Linked DNA regions of Homo sapiens: region 1 is linked to region 2. The links are chromatin loops, found by intact Hi-C in ENCODE. Cell type or tissue: endothelial cell of umbilical vein. All regions are shown on one strand. Links, peaks and the distances in the headings refer to the core of each region. The heading gives the core; the rest is flanking DNA.

The links. Peaks named below come from ENCODE experiments on the same cell type or tissue, not always from the same donor. Only the 100,000 strongest peaks of a DNase experiment are listed, where the experiment ranks them.
Region 1: it touches region 2 in a loop (20-fold over the local background); 7 of 110 quality-filtered maps call a loop at or near these places.

Annotation. Positions count from the first base shown.
Region 1 is chrX:32,526,186-32,534,017 of GRCh38, forward strand. The region is part of intron 17 of DMD (dystrophin); the gene reads right to left. Among named protein-coding and RNA genes, the nearest start is that of MIR3915, 54 kb to the right of the region's middle. In endothelial cell of umbilical vein, for the core only: a CTCF peak has its summit at 4,827 (motif pointing right); a DNase peak (open chromatin) is centred at 4,836.
Region 2 is chrX:34,296,296-34,304,127 of GRCh38, forward strand. No RefSeq gene overlaps it. Among named protein-coding and RNA genes, the nearest start is that of FAM47A, 170 kb to the left of the region's middle. In endothelial cell of umbilical vein, for the core only: no CTCF peak of the experiment used is centred there; a DNase peak (open chromatin) is centred at 4,786.

The DNA.
Region 1 (7,832 bases), core at 1,864-6,863, 1.8 Mb before region 2:
TCTCCTTTAGCTAATAAAAAAATAACTTCTCATTCTCTGTTCACAAAATGATTATTTCTATAATTATTGATGAATATTCTGTCCTCTATTCTTCAAGTATATCTTAAAACCTCAATTTGTTATTATTTATGGTTAGCAGTGAAGCGACAATTTTTTTCTCCTTTACAAATATACTCATCAGAAACCCCTGAAATTAAAACTTGTAAAGTCCCATCATACAGGGCAAGTAAGTCTTTGATTTTTTTTTTTCTTGGCAAAAGTGTATTACTACACCAAGACAATTTTTCAAAAAGACCTTCCATTTTTTGGAAGTTTCAAAATATCAAAAGCCTGGGGCATATATACCAAATATTCAGAGAGTGACAATTTTTCTCAGTATTATATTGTACAAACAGACTCAGCCTCATCCAGTTGAATTTCCCATAAAAATGATGTAAATTAGGTTAATTACATCCCATATGGTAAATACTGAGAGATACCTGTGTATATAAATGTTTAAAATAAATTCAAAGGCAAAAACACATACAAACATCTCAAAGAACTAGAGAAATGTTTGCCATTTAAGAAGTTGTCAATTTTGAATTGTCAATAGTAAAACATTACATGAATTAGTGCTATATAACTGTGCTAATTATGTCAGAAGAGCCTCCTGATGGGCACTGTGTTCTGTTAATTTTCTTTACAGTGACTGCCACATAACCTATTAAACTAAGATGACACATTTACATAAATTTTAATTCAGTCACTTTCAATATACAAGTTGCAACTCATCATTCCCAAATGTGTAAACTTTGAGAGTGGAAGTCCTCCAAGCTCCCAGACTTAACTAATTTGATTAGTGAACTAGGTTTATGAATGGCCATTTTACATATTTAAACATCTTAGCATGTAGAATTTCATAAAAACTTATAAGCCTCATCCTTAGAAACCTGAAAGGAAAATGCTGATGCCTGTGAAATACGTTAACCATTGCAGGGTCCCAGGGCTCTAGGCCTAGACCAGATAATTTATGAAACCAATTCTTAATGAACATTTTAATTAGCTAGGAAGCAAGTTTTAACATTAATAGGAACAAAACTATAATTATTCTTTGTTGGTATTAAAGAAGAAATAATTTTGGAGGTAAGATTTTCCAACTTTGCTGTATTTTTAAAAATCACCTTTCTTCTTCAGAGTTTTCCGAAGTGAGAAGACATTTTAATTCCATATTACTATACAGGCACTTTCCTGACCCTAAATCCCCAACCATTTGAAGATGACCTACTATTCATCTTCCAAGGCTCAGTTCAAGATGCACATCATCTGTGAAGGTTTTCTTGATCAACCTCTCTCTACTCTTCCCCTTTCAACTTTCCTTCTGGGAAAACTTGTCCCTCTCTGCTTGTTTCCACATGGCATTTGCTTTAAAAAAAAATCGAGTAATAGAATACAAATTCAATTTGCATCAAATAGATCTTATAAAAATATCAAATGAAATTCAGTATAAATCCTATTAGTTCTAAAAATATTTTTAGGACTTTGAGATGCATTGACTACATGGCAATTATTATATTTTTGGAATTACAGAATATTATTAAAGGGGAAATCCTATTTAACCAAAAGAAAACAAGCTAATATTTAGATAAATAGTTCCCTCTCCAAATCAAGATAGTTTGTATACACACACACAACACATACACGTTTGTATAGTGTAAGTGTGTCTCCCTCTGTGGAAGGGGGGAAGATAGGGCCACATGATTGTCTTGTATTTTGTAATATGTGTGATACGTGTGTGTTTGTGTGTATGTTTAAGTTGCTTTAAATGTAAAGTAAATGTGCATTTAAAAATATACTGAGCTGAGGGCCAGGCGTGGCGGCTCATGCCTGTAATTCCAGCACTTTGAGAGGCCGAGGCGGGCAGTTCACTTGAGGTCAGGAGTTCAGGACCAACCTGGCCACCATGACGAAACCCCGTCTCTACTAAAAATACAAAAATTAGCCAGCTGTGGTGGTGGGCACCTGTAATCCCAGCTACTCGGGAGGCTGAGGCAGGAGAATTGCTTGAACCAGGGAGGCAGAAGTTGCAGTGAGCCAAGATTGTGCCACTACATTCCAGCCTGGGCAACAGAACGAGACTCAGTCTCAAAAAAGAAAAAAAAATAACATAGCTATATATGTGTGTGTAAATCAGGCACCACAGGTTTTAATCCCTAATTTTTATCTTTCTGGTATTTTCTTGGGTAAATTAATTTCTTCGATCTTCAGCGACTTCTTGCTTTAAATTGTAAAAATTTAAAAGCTGTTATCAAACTGGTCCTGAAGTAAAAACATACTGTAAACCAAAAATAAAAGGCTAACTCCCCCTCCAAAGGGACTTCCTCCTCAGCCAGGGCTCTTAAAATTTAACCTGAAAGACTGGTTCAGGCCAAGAAGGGAAGTGGGGGTCAGACATGCCTCATTATACCTCTCTGACACTTACATCAACACAGACTTTAAGTCTGATAAGAAGCACTCTACAGCCTCTTCTCTCTGAAGCCTGCTAGCTAAAAGCTTCATCTACATGATAAAACTTTGGTATCCACAATGTCTTATCTCAACCCAAACATTCCTTTCTATTGATCCCAGGTCTTTAGACAAACTCAACCAATTGTCAACCAGAAAATGTTTAAATTTACCTACAGCCTGGAAGCCCCCACCCCCACCCAGTTGTCCTGCCTTTCTGGACCAAACCAATGTATTTCTTTTTTTTTTTTTTTTTTTTAATTTTATTTTTTTCAGACGGAGTCTCGCTCTGTTGCCCAAGCTGGAGTGCAGTGACACAATCTTGGCTCACTGCAACCTCCGCCTCCCAGGTTCACACCATTCTCCTGCCTCAGCCTCCCGAGTAGCTGGGACTACAGGCGCCTGCCGCCACGTCTGGCTAATTTTTTTTCCCTATTTTTCATAGAGACGGGGTTTCACTGTTTCAGCCAGGATGGTCTCGATCTCCTGACCTTGTGATCCGCCCGACTCAGCCTCCCAAAGTGCTGGGATTACAGGTGTGAGCCACCGCGCCAGGTCAAACCAATGTATTTCTTAAATGTACTTGATTGATGTCTCATGCCTCCCTAAAATGTGTAAAACCAAGCTGCACCCCAACCACCTTGGGCACATGTCGTCAGGACTTCCTGAGGCTGTGTCACAGGCGCGCGAATTCCACCTTGGCAAAAATCAACTTTTTTTTTTTTTTTTTTTTTTTTTTTTTTTTTTTTTGAGACAAAGTCTCATTCTATCACCCAGGCTGGAGTGCAGTGGCACAATCTCACTGCAACCCCCGCCTCCTGGGGACAAGCAATTCTCGTGCCTCAGCCTCCCGAGTACCTAGGATTAGGCAAAATCAACTTTCTAAATTAACTGAGACCTGTCTCAGATTTTCTGGGTCTACAATACAAATGCTTTTTAAAAATTACTTGTAAATATGTTTACTTACCTCTCTAATTAAAGAGGTTTTGACCCAAGATACAAAAACTGAGATCAGCTTTGCTTATATTGTGGCTTTCATATTCCAATTACATTAGTCTATTCATCTAGCAATCAAATTAAATAAAATCTAAAGATGTTATAATTCCCAGTTATAATAAAAAGCCTATAAACTCTTCAGTGGTTTACACAGCACCTGGAACAATGTGACAGATGACAGAGGACTCTGTCTTCAGTTAGTGGAAACTGCTATATTAACATTCCTATCAAAAATCTATTTTTCCTTATATTTGCATGGTCTCAAATGTATTTCTAGTTTTATATGTGTAATTTTAAGCACATCACTCATAAAATAATATGTTTCAGTACAGTAAAATTTAATGATTTCAGATTGCACTGAAAGGCATCTTTAAAAGATACTAAAAAATCAATTTCTGTGGCGTTTACCTTGTCCTAAAATATGCCTATTTAACATGTGCCTCAAAAGCTGAATTCTAGTCCAAGCACAAAATATTGTCCTTAAAATTGTACATCTTCTTTATTATCAATTATGGCATACCGAATTATATACTTAGTATGTTTAAAAATTCTGCTTTTTAAAATACATGCCCTTGCATACAAATTGAATGATTTAATGTTTTAAGCTATTAATGCCAAAAATGTCTGAGTTATTTGGTATTGATATTCATCTTGGCACCCATAGAATCGTTGATTGCAGTGAAGAGAATAAAACTGCTGTAAAATATTGCTTCTCTGCACAAAGTAAAACTTACCTAAAATATTTTGACGTCTGGTAGGTAGAAATGATGTTAAAATAATCTTCCTACCTTAATTTGGTATTAAATCTTAATCATTTCAAAATTCATTGGTAATATTTATTTCTAAAGTGTGACATGATTGAACAGATGTCACATTTATAAGTTTTGTTTAAATATCTTTGAGAGAAACAACCTTAAAAATTAAAAGGTAAGAAACCCCCACAAATTCTAAAATGTCAGATACTGCTACATTAGAGGAATTAGTTATAAAGCCAAGGAGTGTGAAAACACGTGGGCAAAAACTGCATGACCCAGAGGATGGGAAATAAAATGCTGCTAAGCCACAGATGCCTAAAGCCTATTTTTCATTTTCAATAAATTGAAAGTCCCTTTGAAACACACTTCTGTGCAAGAAAATCACCTTAACACAGGTTAATAGAAATATTCTCTTAAATGATAGATGAAATCCTGTCAGAGTAATAAATCTATGATCATACAATATAATATACTCAAGTTGAAAATCCTGAGTCATATATTTTAAAATCAAATGTAAAGTTTATTTAAAATGATGAAACCCAAAAGCTGCCTATGTCCTTATGATAAATAAATGTGGGTCACTAGAGGGCGCACATTCCCTTTCAGAGCTTGTCTTCAATTTGGCTTCTTTCGTTTTCTTATCTGCATAACGAAAATATGGTGACAAATGAAATTTTCATGGAAGTTTTACTTACACAGAAATATAAAATGTCCAAAGATATAGATAAAATAGTGTACAAATAATATGTAAGTAAGACACTCTCAGATGCACTGTTAAAATGCCTTCAGCCATTTTGAGGTACACACAAAAGTACCTTGAAGCCATAATACATAGAATCCCTTGAGAAAATATGTCCACAGTTTGGAGAGTCATGCTTAGTTCAAATAATTTAGTAAAATTTTCTGGATTATGTAGCAAGTAGTTTTCCTTCCCAAGTTCATTGATTTTAACTAATTTTTGAATGTTTAGTTAAATATGTGGACACTCGTACTCTAAAAATCTGCTTAAAATTATACTCCTAAATCACCTAAAGTTTTTTAAAATGCCAAACTTTCATTCAAATTTAAAGAACAGAAAAGAGACATATATATCATTTTAAGCATCTTAATCAGGTCACAGGCTTTCAAAAAGAAAACTTAATCGCTCAAGAAACCTTGTATGTTATCTGTAATAGCTTTTATTTTTGCAGATTGATCATGAATAGAAAAGTTGAAGATCTTCATTTAGTTTCAATACACAGTGAAGCACTGAGTCAAGACTCAAGAACAGGTCTGTCTGAATCCAAAGATTTCTACAACACTACATTTTTCTTTTGTTCCAAATAAACGAGAAACCCATCTTAAAAAAAAAATAAGGATAAGTCAATATAGAATTACTGTTCATTGCTACACAGTACAGTAATTTAGTGGTTTTGACTACGCTATCTTGGATTATATGAGAATTTGATTGAAGTCTCTAATATCAGGATATTAATTCTGAAATTTTTCATTAAAATATGATCCTTAGTTGTATACTTTGTACCCTAATGGCAATATAAAATAATTTATTTCCCAATTTATTATTACCTTGGAATTTCCCTTAATTTCCTAAAATCCTCAACTTTCTAATCTGATGATACAATTTCTCACATCAGAGAAAATATTAAGCATAGATGAAAAAAGTTACTACTTATTATATAATGTGGTTAAGACCATGGTGAGCTCCAAAAGTCTTGCACTTGGAAAAAAAAGTTCAATTATATGGAAATTCCACTTATTTTTGATGCTGAAAAAGACATCTAAATTTTAAAGAAATCTTTTCAGTGAAAAAGGTCTCTGTATTTAAAGATAATCAAGTGTTGCCATGGGACACTAGAGTCAATGATACTTCAGAATGTAGAACAGACATAATCTAGAATAAGTGCAGCTTCCATAGACTTTGGCAAATTCTTAAGGAGTCCCAGTCAAGCATTTTATTTCAGCTAAATAATTTGATGAAATCACCTTTAACTTATTACAACATAGCAAGGCGAGGAATTTCCGAAGGCAACACCCTAAGCTAGGCTGTCTGGGTTCAAATCCTAGCTGCGATGCTTCCTGTAAACTATGTGACCATGAGCAAGTCACTTGAAATTTCTATGACACATTGTTATCATTGGCAAAGAGTGACAATAATAAAACTTACTTCGTAATGCTATTTTAAGTGTGAAATACATTAATATGTAGCAAATACTTGGTAGAAGCCATATACATATTAGCTATTGTTATTAATATCTTCCATGATCCTTTTTTAACTGGCTTTAAGCCCTATGCCATTTCTCACTTTCTCACGTGTGAGAGTAGTCATATTTGTTTTAGTGTCTTCTTAATGACTGATAAAGTAAAAGCCACAATTGGAATAACAAGAATAAAAACTGCAAACACAGCTATAACAAAGACAATGAAACATATAAACAAAAATCAACAGCAAAATAGTCTCATTTTACCCATTAGTGCCGGAATCCCCAAAGTATGTTCTATGGGACAAATATGGTCTGCCATCTAATTTGGTAAATAAAATTTTACTGGAACTCAGTCATGCTCATTCATTTATACATTGTTTATGGCTGCTTTCTAGCTATAGCAGCAGAGTTGAGTAGTTTTAAAATAAATTTTATGATACACAAAACCTAAAATATTTACTCTCTGGCCCTTTAGAGAAAACTTTTCTTTCCCCCTTCCCAGTCTATGAAACCAAGGTAAGATGGCCTCTCTCTCCCAACTCTCAAGTGAGATCAAAATGATATGGTTCACAGTAGCCATATCATATTTCTCTCTCTCAAAAATATGCAATGGCTCCCCATGACCAGAAGGTTTAAGTCTACATGCCTTAATCTTTTATTGAATACCTTTAGTTATTATGAACTCAACCTACCTTTTCAACCTCATTCCTTACTTCTAAACTTCCTTTACTTCATACTTCTGCTGGAGGCAAACAAGAATACTTAATCCCATGTAAGTTTTGTTCGCATACAGGCTTTCCCCTGCAATGAATTGTCACTTTCCTCATCTTGAGCCCAATGCTTCCCTACTCTTTAATTATCCAGTCAGATGCTAATTTTCCCATAAGTCTTCCATGCCTCTCAAGCAGGAAGTGAACTTTTCTTCCTTAAAACTTTTCTAACATTTTATTAGTACTTCTTCATGACAGTTTATGCTGGGTGCAAGCTTCCTGAGGGAAAGCTTAGATTTACAGTTAAAGTAACTGGAGTGTTTTACATACCATAGCAATCCATTAGATATTAGTTGAGTGAATAGGAAAATTAGCATGAAAACTAATGTTGCTGTCTCTTCTTTCTTGAAATGATGTGGACTCATAATGACTACAGAAGTGTTCAAAGAAACCCACCATGCATTGGATGATGACTTGGACCCTGTGGGAGGCAATTTAAACTTTAAACTCTCTCAGTGTGAAAGGTCCTTGAGTTTAAGAGAAGTCAACATGCTTGTGGGTCTTTCAAGTTTAAATAACTTCCAACCCGGGTTCCAAAAGGATCTAGTGCAATGTGGAAAGCCATTTCAATCTGACGTGTACTTAATGCCCCACTGCCAGCATCATGACCTGTTTCAATCCATCTACTG
Region 2 (7,832 bases), core at 1,930-6,929:
TAAACTTGATCTTTGCCATCTGTTCAAATTGCACTGAGTATAGTGAATCTTTTTAACAGAAGTCATTTTTCATCTACTGTATGTGGCTTTGGCAAAAGTAGTTTATTATTGTTTTAGCTTTACACCATAGACCCAAGATATGAATAGTGGGAAGGAAATATTATTACAGCTTGGTTCCCCTGTATTCTCTAGAAGATCACTAGAATATTGATTTCCTTTTGGCCTGATTCACTGTACAATGGTTTTATATGGGTGGGTTGTAAGAAACAAGAATTTATATATATATATATATATATATATATATACACACACACACACACACACACACACACACACACACGCACACACACACACATATATGCATATATAATTATACACATACAATTTCCTGTCTGTTTATTATCCATAATAAACACCTATTTTTATTATTTCAAAATAAATTACATTGAGATTTCTTGATTTGCCTGGAGAAATAAGGACAAGGTGCCTAGCTAAAATTAGAATTAAATGACTGGATTTTAGAGACAGGAATACGAGCTTGACTAGGTCCCAACTTACACTATATTCAATTTAAAAATCTAAGAAATGGCAAAAGCAATTCAACACATTTCTAGAAATTAAATGGTAAAGCCTAAGAGTGAAGGCTGAAACAATGCTACTGAATTAAGCTGCTGCAATCATTATGTACCTGTGGTTCCCAATTTTAATGTATTTTCACTGCATCAGGAAAACTTCCAGAAGACTAATAAAGGTGTTAAGAAGTAAAGCTAACTCCGACATACAGTCTCCCTGGCAATATATTTTTGTATTTTGTTTTGTTGTAATGCTGGTGACACTCCAGTTTGGTGCAGCCACAGGAACTGACATTTTCCAATCACTCTGGCATTTACAGCCCCCTCTTCACTCCGCATCCCACTGGGATCCTCCTCCTCAGAACTCACCGGCAAGGCTCGGCCTGCCTTCGCCACTGCCAGTCTTGTTTCATTTTGGTTTGATGAGTGGAGGTGCAGAGAGGGTGAGAGTGTTGTAACTAAGGACAGAAGTGAATGATAGCACATTTGTATTACGCAGCCACCCTTTTCTATTCCCAACTGAAGATCACCCTTAGGGATATGTGGTTTAAAAAGTAGCTGAGAGAAATAGCCAAAGGAAGAGGAAAATGGATGCGAGAAAGAACGTGAAACGAGCCTTCATACCACTCTCACTCCAGTCTCCCTTTCCTCTATTGCAGTTTTTCTCTTCTCTATGCTGATTTTTACTCCTCAGACAACTCTATTCCAGATTCCTTGTTTCTTCATTTGTGAAGCTCATCTTCATCTCTGCATGTCCTTGTCTCTGTCTTACTCGAAGCCAATCTCAGGGCCATGCCCCTATACATGTTTTTATTAATCCACCCTGAGTAATATGGTTGGTAAAATTCAAAGTGATCAAAAATGCCCTTTGGGATTGCATATATAATGTGAATTCCCTTGCTACTTTATATGACTACATGAGAAAGTTTGAACTCTCTGAAATAATGATAGGGCACTATAAAATGCACGGCGTTATTAATATAATCATATTTTTTCATGTTATAAGTACCAGAAATAGCAGGTGTCTGTATTCTGCTAACAAGCTCTGTAGCTACACATGCTGACATACTGGGAGTTCTAGAGGCAGTTCTAAATAAGTATAAAAATGCAACAAATGGCAAACCATTTATTAATCTCTTTAAGCTAAATTTTTTTCAAGTTATTTTTACAGTATCTTTTAAAACAAAATCCCATATGAAAGTAAATAAATTCTAAAAATTATAAAGCCTAGAATTTCACAGCATTGCCCAAATAGTTATGAGCTTTGTCCATATGTCAGTAGAGTTACAGTAAACTTAGTGATTAAGTTTTTCACTCAACACATTTCCAATAATTGCTTTTTCTGGATAGTGCACTGTACTAAATCCTATGGGAGATACACAAATACATAAACAATAGTCCTTATGCTCTAGAATTTTAAAGTTTGGTTATAATGGAAAGCGTATAGTCAAATAAACCCACAGATGAATGTCAAATAAATGAAGCACATAATGTATAGTATAGGAATTTAGAGTAGGAACAAATCCTTTTTGGAGAAAATGATTGTAGAAGTTAAAAGGAGCAGACAGCATTTAAACTGGACACTGAAATAAAATTCTACTTGGCAGAAAATTGAAGAGGTGATTAAAATAGCAATAACAACAGCAATTTTAATAATAATAACAACAAAGCAATCATGATGAAGTTCATTTTTGGAGCATGTCCTATATAATAATTTCAATGTTAACCCTTTATCTGTCTTATTTCATTTAATATTCAAAACAACCCGATGAGCTAGGAACTATCATTATGCTATTTTCAAAGATGAGGAAATTTGAACTTAGGGGAATAAAACAATTGGTCAAGAATATAGGGAATATAAATAAAAAGACCATAGTTTGAAAATAGGCTATTGTACAACATTCAAGCAAATGTACTGGTTCCAGTCTGTTTGTCTTAGATTCATTCATTGTTCTTTCTTGTCTCTATTTTGTGTCACATGATAGCAGACCCATACATGCAGCTTACTTTTTACCAGATTCAGCCAAATAGAGACACTGATGGGATATGACGGGTTAGAAAGAAGCTAAGAGATTTCTCTCCATTGTCTCTCTACTTTGGTTACCTCTTCCAGCAGCCACTGTGTAACCTCCCTGGCTCTACTATGTGTGAGACAAAACACGTATGGTCCAGTATTGACCAGGTTATCTGGCCCTGGGCTCCCTCACAATCTTCTCCTTAACTGTCCAGTATAGGAGTTGATTGAAGTAGATTCCTGTTCTTGCTAATCCCTCCATTATCCTGCTAGCCCTTCTTTACTTCTCAGCAATTTCATCACTGGTGCTACTAATTTCCACTATCAAACTCCCATTTGTAGAGACTTGATGTGATTTCTATTTTATTTTTATCTATGAGCAGGTACAATAAAATAAAATTTCAAAATATATTTAATAGAAAGGACACAAGCAAAGATTTCAAAGTGAGGAAATAGTAGCCACATTTACAAAGCTAATGGACTAGTTTTATTGGAGTAGGGAACTCAGGAAGTGGAATTCTGAGAATGAGTTTTGAAGGTACAAGATGGTGGATGAGTTTGAATGGTGGGGTTTATGCAACAGGAAATACAGAGTGATTCAAAGTTTGGAAAGAGTAATCTGAAATTCAGCAGTATGGGTTTGGTGAAGGAATGATGTCAAAGAAAAACTGCACCAAATTGAGTAAACGGGCAAGGAAGAATATTGCAACAGGAGTCAAGATGATTACAAAAGGAAGAGAGATTGCACTCAACTCTGCTGATGTAGAAAAATGGGAGAGATGTTAAGTGCCAAAGATAGCTAGTGGAAAAGAACTGGAGGACCTCAGGGAGGAAGTTGGTCAATGTGATTAGGCCATCTGTGTGTGCTAATTGATGCTTATCTAAGTTAGGCTCCTACCCTCCCACAGAGACTGAAAATAGGGGTGCTATCTTTCTTGATGTTTACATTTCAAAGGGATGGCTTCCAGGTCCTTGAGAAAGACATTCCTGGGTTATAAAAGTCAGAAGACGCTGGGGGATTTATATCTCAGAGGGGCAAAGAATTTACAATTGTACTTTTTCTAAAGTAAATGCCTTAAGAAAAGAAAGGTCAGGGACCTACAGTCAAGAAGAAACCTGTCTAAAATTTAGTCAAGCTGAGGAGAACATTAAGGACATCTTGATCAGTGAATAAAATTAAGGAGACCAGTAGAAGGTCATATAAGGTCATAATCTAAAGGTGTAGCAGAGAAAATGTGTAAAAATAATCAACAGAAATTGTCTGCTGGTTAGATATAGGTCAGGAAGAATAAGAAAGGGCAAATACAAGGTAAACTCAACTATTTTTCTCAGAGGGATGTGGCTTTAATATAAATGAAATAAGTGGAAATAATAACCCATTGGTATAAGGGGAAAGCCAATTGAATGGATGACCAATTCGAATTACTAGATTGATAATAGTCATTAACCAGTCGAGGACTAGCAAACCTCCAACAACATTTATTAGATGTATTTCTGTCTGAGAGAATGGAGAAATATTAATTATTTAAATGTAACCACTACTTTGTTTCCATGTGGTTTTTAAAAACATATTTTGAAGACAAATAATGGGAAAGTAATATGTATCACTAAAACCTTGAAGTGAATAACATAATTTGATCCTATTTTTATCTTTCTCTAGGTAAAGGAGAAAAAAAAAAAGATAGGGACGAAATAAACAAGAATGAGGTGATGTTTGCCCACATTGTGGGTCAATGTTTTCATATATTTATCTCATGTAATTCTCAAACAACCATGAAGCATGAAGAAGATATTATCTACCCTATCTTCAGATTAAACTTTGTTTACAAGGTAACAACCAATTGCAGAGCTGCCTTTGAATCTAAGTCTACCGAACTTCAAGATCTATACTCTGTTTGCTACAACAAGGTGCTTGGGATAAGTAGACTTCAATGAGCAGAGAAATTGATTGGAACTTGCATGAAATGATGACAAGTTTTTCTGATCAAAGGCCTTTGCTCTGCTAATGCATCAAATTACAGGTGGTTTCCTCACAAACACTCAATTTTTGCAGAGCTATTCACACTTCAGGTGAAAGTATATTTTTTTTTCAAGGATTAACCATTATTATTGGCTTTTCATATGTTAACTAAATCCATGCTGTTGTTGGAGGCAGTGCTACAGTTTGATGTGCTTGTTTGCCATGATGCAACTTGGTCGCCCTCTGGAGGCTATTTTTAGGATTGACTAGCAAGTCTTAATTTTGAAGAAAGGTCTTAACAATTTAACAACTCATTTTAAAGGTGTGGAAATTATGTATATATCATACTTAATTTTAAAGTTTCAAAGCATTGGGTCCAAAATATTGAGAGACTATTTTAAAATGTTCAATTTAACATTTTATGGCACAGAATATTTGGAATTTCACTTTCCCTTTGGAAATACAGATGGTCATGATTCCCTTTTCATCATGGAAAATCTATCTATACTGGGGTTCTTTTTTTCTTCCCCACTAAGAACACAAGGGCAATTAGCTCTATATAATAAAAAATAAACTATATGATATAATATTTTTCACTTTATTGGAAACAAAATCTGTGGTTTTAGGTACAGAAACCCATCTCTATATTTCCAGATTATTTGTATTTTCCTTTCTACCAGAGACAAAAGATGACAGCTTACAAAGATCTTTCTAAACAGAATGTCTTGAAGGATAAAAATGTTTTGTTCCCTAGTTCGTTCTTTTCAGTTTTTTTGTTGAAAGAGTATTATTCCAGTTAGTGAAAAATATACAGGCAAAGTGTTTTCCATATATTTATGACAGCTGCCATGACTTAGCTATAACTATTTTTCACAAAGTAAGCAGTTATGAGTTGCAACTTTAAACCTAGTGATTCTTTATTTGATTAAATGAATGTCAGCTTTTAAACAAATGAGCAGATGGAGAAGTCAGCCTCAGTCACTATTTGGAGTACATCATACAACCAGAGTTGTATAAAAGTCCTGTAACATGAATTTGTTATGGAGGTCTCTCCAGTCTCCTGAGACCATTTCACACTGTTTCTCACTGTGACTTTATATTCCATTGCTAAATGTTTTAGTGCAGTGTTTGAGACCCTGAAATATTTATTTTTTTAATTTTTAAATTTTATTTATTTATTTATTTATTTATTTATTTTTTGAGACGGAGTCTGGCTCTGTCACCCAGGCTGGAGTGCAGTGGCACGATCTCGGCTCACTGCAAACTCCACCTCCCGGGTTCATGCCATTCTCCTGCCTCAGCCTCCCGAGTAGCTGGGACTACAGGTGCTCGCCACCATGCCCGGCTCTTTTTTTTTGTATTTTTAATAGAGATGGGGTTTCACCGTGTTAGCCAGGATGGTCTCGATCTCTTGACCTCGTGATCCGCCCGCCTCAGCCTCCCAAAGTGCTGGGATTACAGGCGTGAGCCACCGCGCCTAGCCGACCCTGAAATATTTAACAAGACAAATACATAATGCTTACTACATGGCTTCCTTATATCACTCCTCAGTTATTTCCTTGTAACAACTGGACACAGCCCCAGGGCCCTATCCAGCAGAAAGGTGGTGTCAAGCACTGCGTGTTGTATTCTATGATCTTTGGCCCTCCAATTGCCTTTTAGCCACTTTCTTGACACCTCAACACATGTTCCAGCAGAACATTTCTTAAGGCACAGACTTTTAGGGAGTCTTGAATCCATGCTGGAAATGGAGAGGGGAGAATGGAGGAAGAGAAGGGAAAAATACAGGAAAGACAAACACAAATATTTTTTATAAATCTTTCAGCCACAAAAATTATAGGCACCATGCAGAGCAAGTGGGGAAATTTAGATTCATGCATTAATTTACCAATTAGAATGACAGATAAGAGTGAATAAAGAAGTATCTAAGAGGTAAATTGGATAGGATTGGCAATTGATAGGATATAGTGGATGATGAGAGAGGGTGAAGTCAAAGTTAATGGCTAGACTTCTGGTTTATATAACTGAATGAATGGTGCCACCATACACTAAGACAAACAAAGATGGAGCAGGACAGATTAGAGGTTGCGGGAGAGCATGCATATGTTGAGTTTTATGTTTATTTAAAATAAACAGGTTGAGATGTTAAATAGGTACTGGATATACAGAATTTAAAACTGAGGTCTTGGATACAGCAGGTCCTCAAATAACGAAGTTTAATTTAACATCATTTAGTCATAAAGTTGATGAGAAAAAAAAATTAACTCCCACCTGAGGCCACAGTCTACGTGGAGTTTGCACATTTTCCCCATGTCTGTGTGGGTTTTGGCCTCATACTCTGGTTGCTTCCCACATCCCAAAGCTGTGCACATTAGCTGAATTGGCATGTCTACATGGTTCCAGTTTGAGTGAGTATGAGTGTGTGAGTGAGTGTGACCTACGATTGGATGGCTTCCCTGCCAGGGCTGGTTTTTGCCTGGAACCCTGAGATGCTGGGATAGGTTCCCATCACCCACCATTCTGAAATGAAATAAGCAGGATGGAAAATGAATGAATGAATGAATGAATGAGTACAAATTATTGTCAAGTAAAAATTTGTTAAGTACATGACAATCCTACAAATGCACATTTATTATCATGCCAAAAGTGCTCAGGGAGCATGCTATATTTCCTATTATTTGTTTTTGAACTTTATGGTACAAGGGGGTACTCCTGAAAATTTTCACTTTGCAAACATTTATTTCATAATTTAACCCATCACTGCTGTGACTGCCATCATTCACTGATTCACCAAAAAAAAAAAAAAAAAAAAAGTGGATCACTAACTATCTTACTTGATTTTATCAATTTAACTTAAATGTATGTGTAGCTCACATTTATTTCAATGTTTAATATTAGAAGTGTTTTTGTTTTTTATTTATAAGTTTGGTGATGGTTTTGTTACCAAAAATAGTCCATTAGAACTTATCTCTTATTTATATCTACTAGCCTATGGAAAAATTGGTTTCATTATGCATAGTTTTGCTTAAAGTCAGAGTTTTCAAAAATCTATCCACAATGTTAAAAGAGGACTTATTGTACATGTATGTCCAATTTTCATGGGGGTGGAAATTAAAGCTGTGGAAAGAATTTATATTTCCATAAAATATCTTGATAATTTTATAGAAACCCACATATTTTATGCTACTAAAGTGAGAGAATATAATAGTCTAGAATTGAATTTTGAAAAATTTCAACACTTAATGTTTGGAAAGAAGATGTATCTGCAAAAGAGATGGAGATTGAG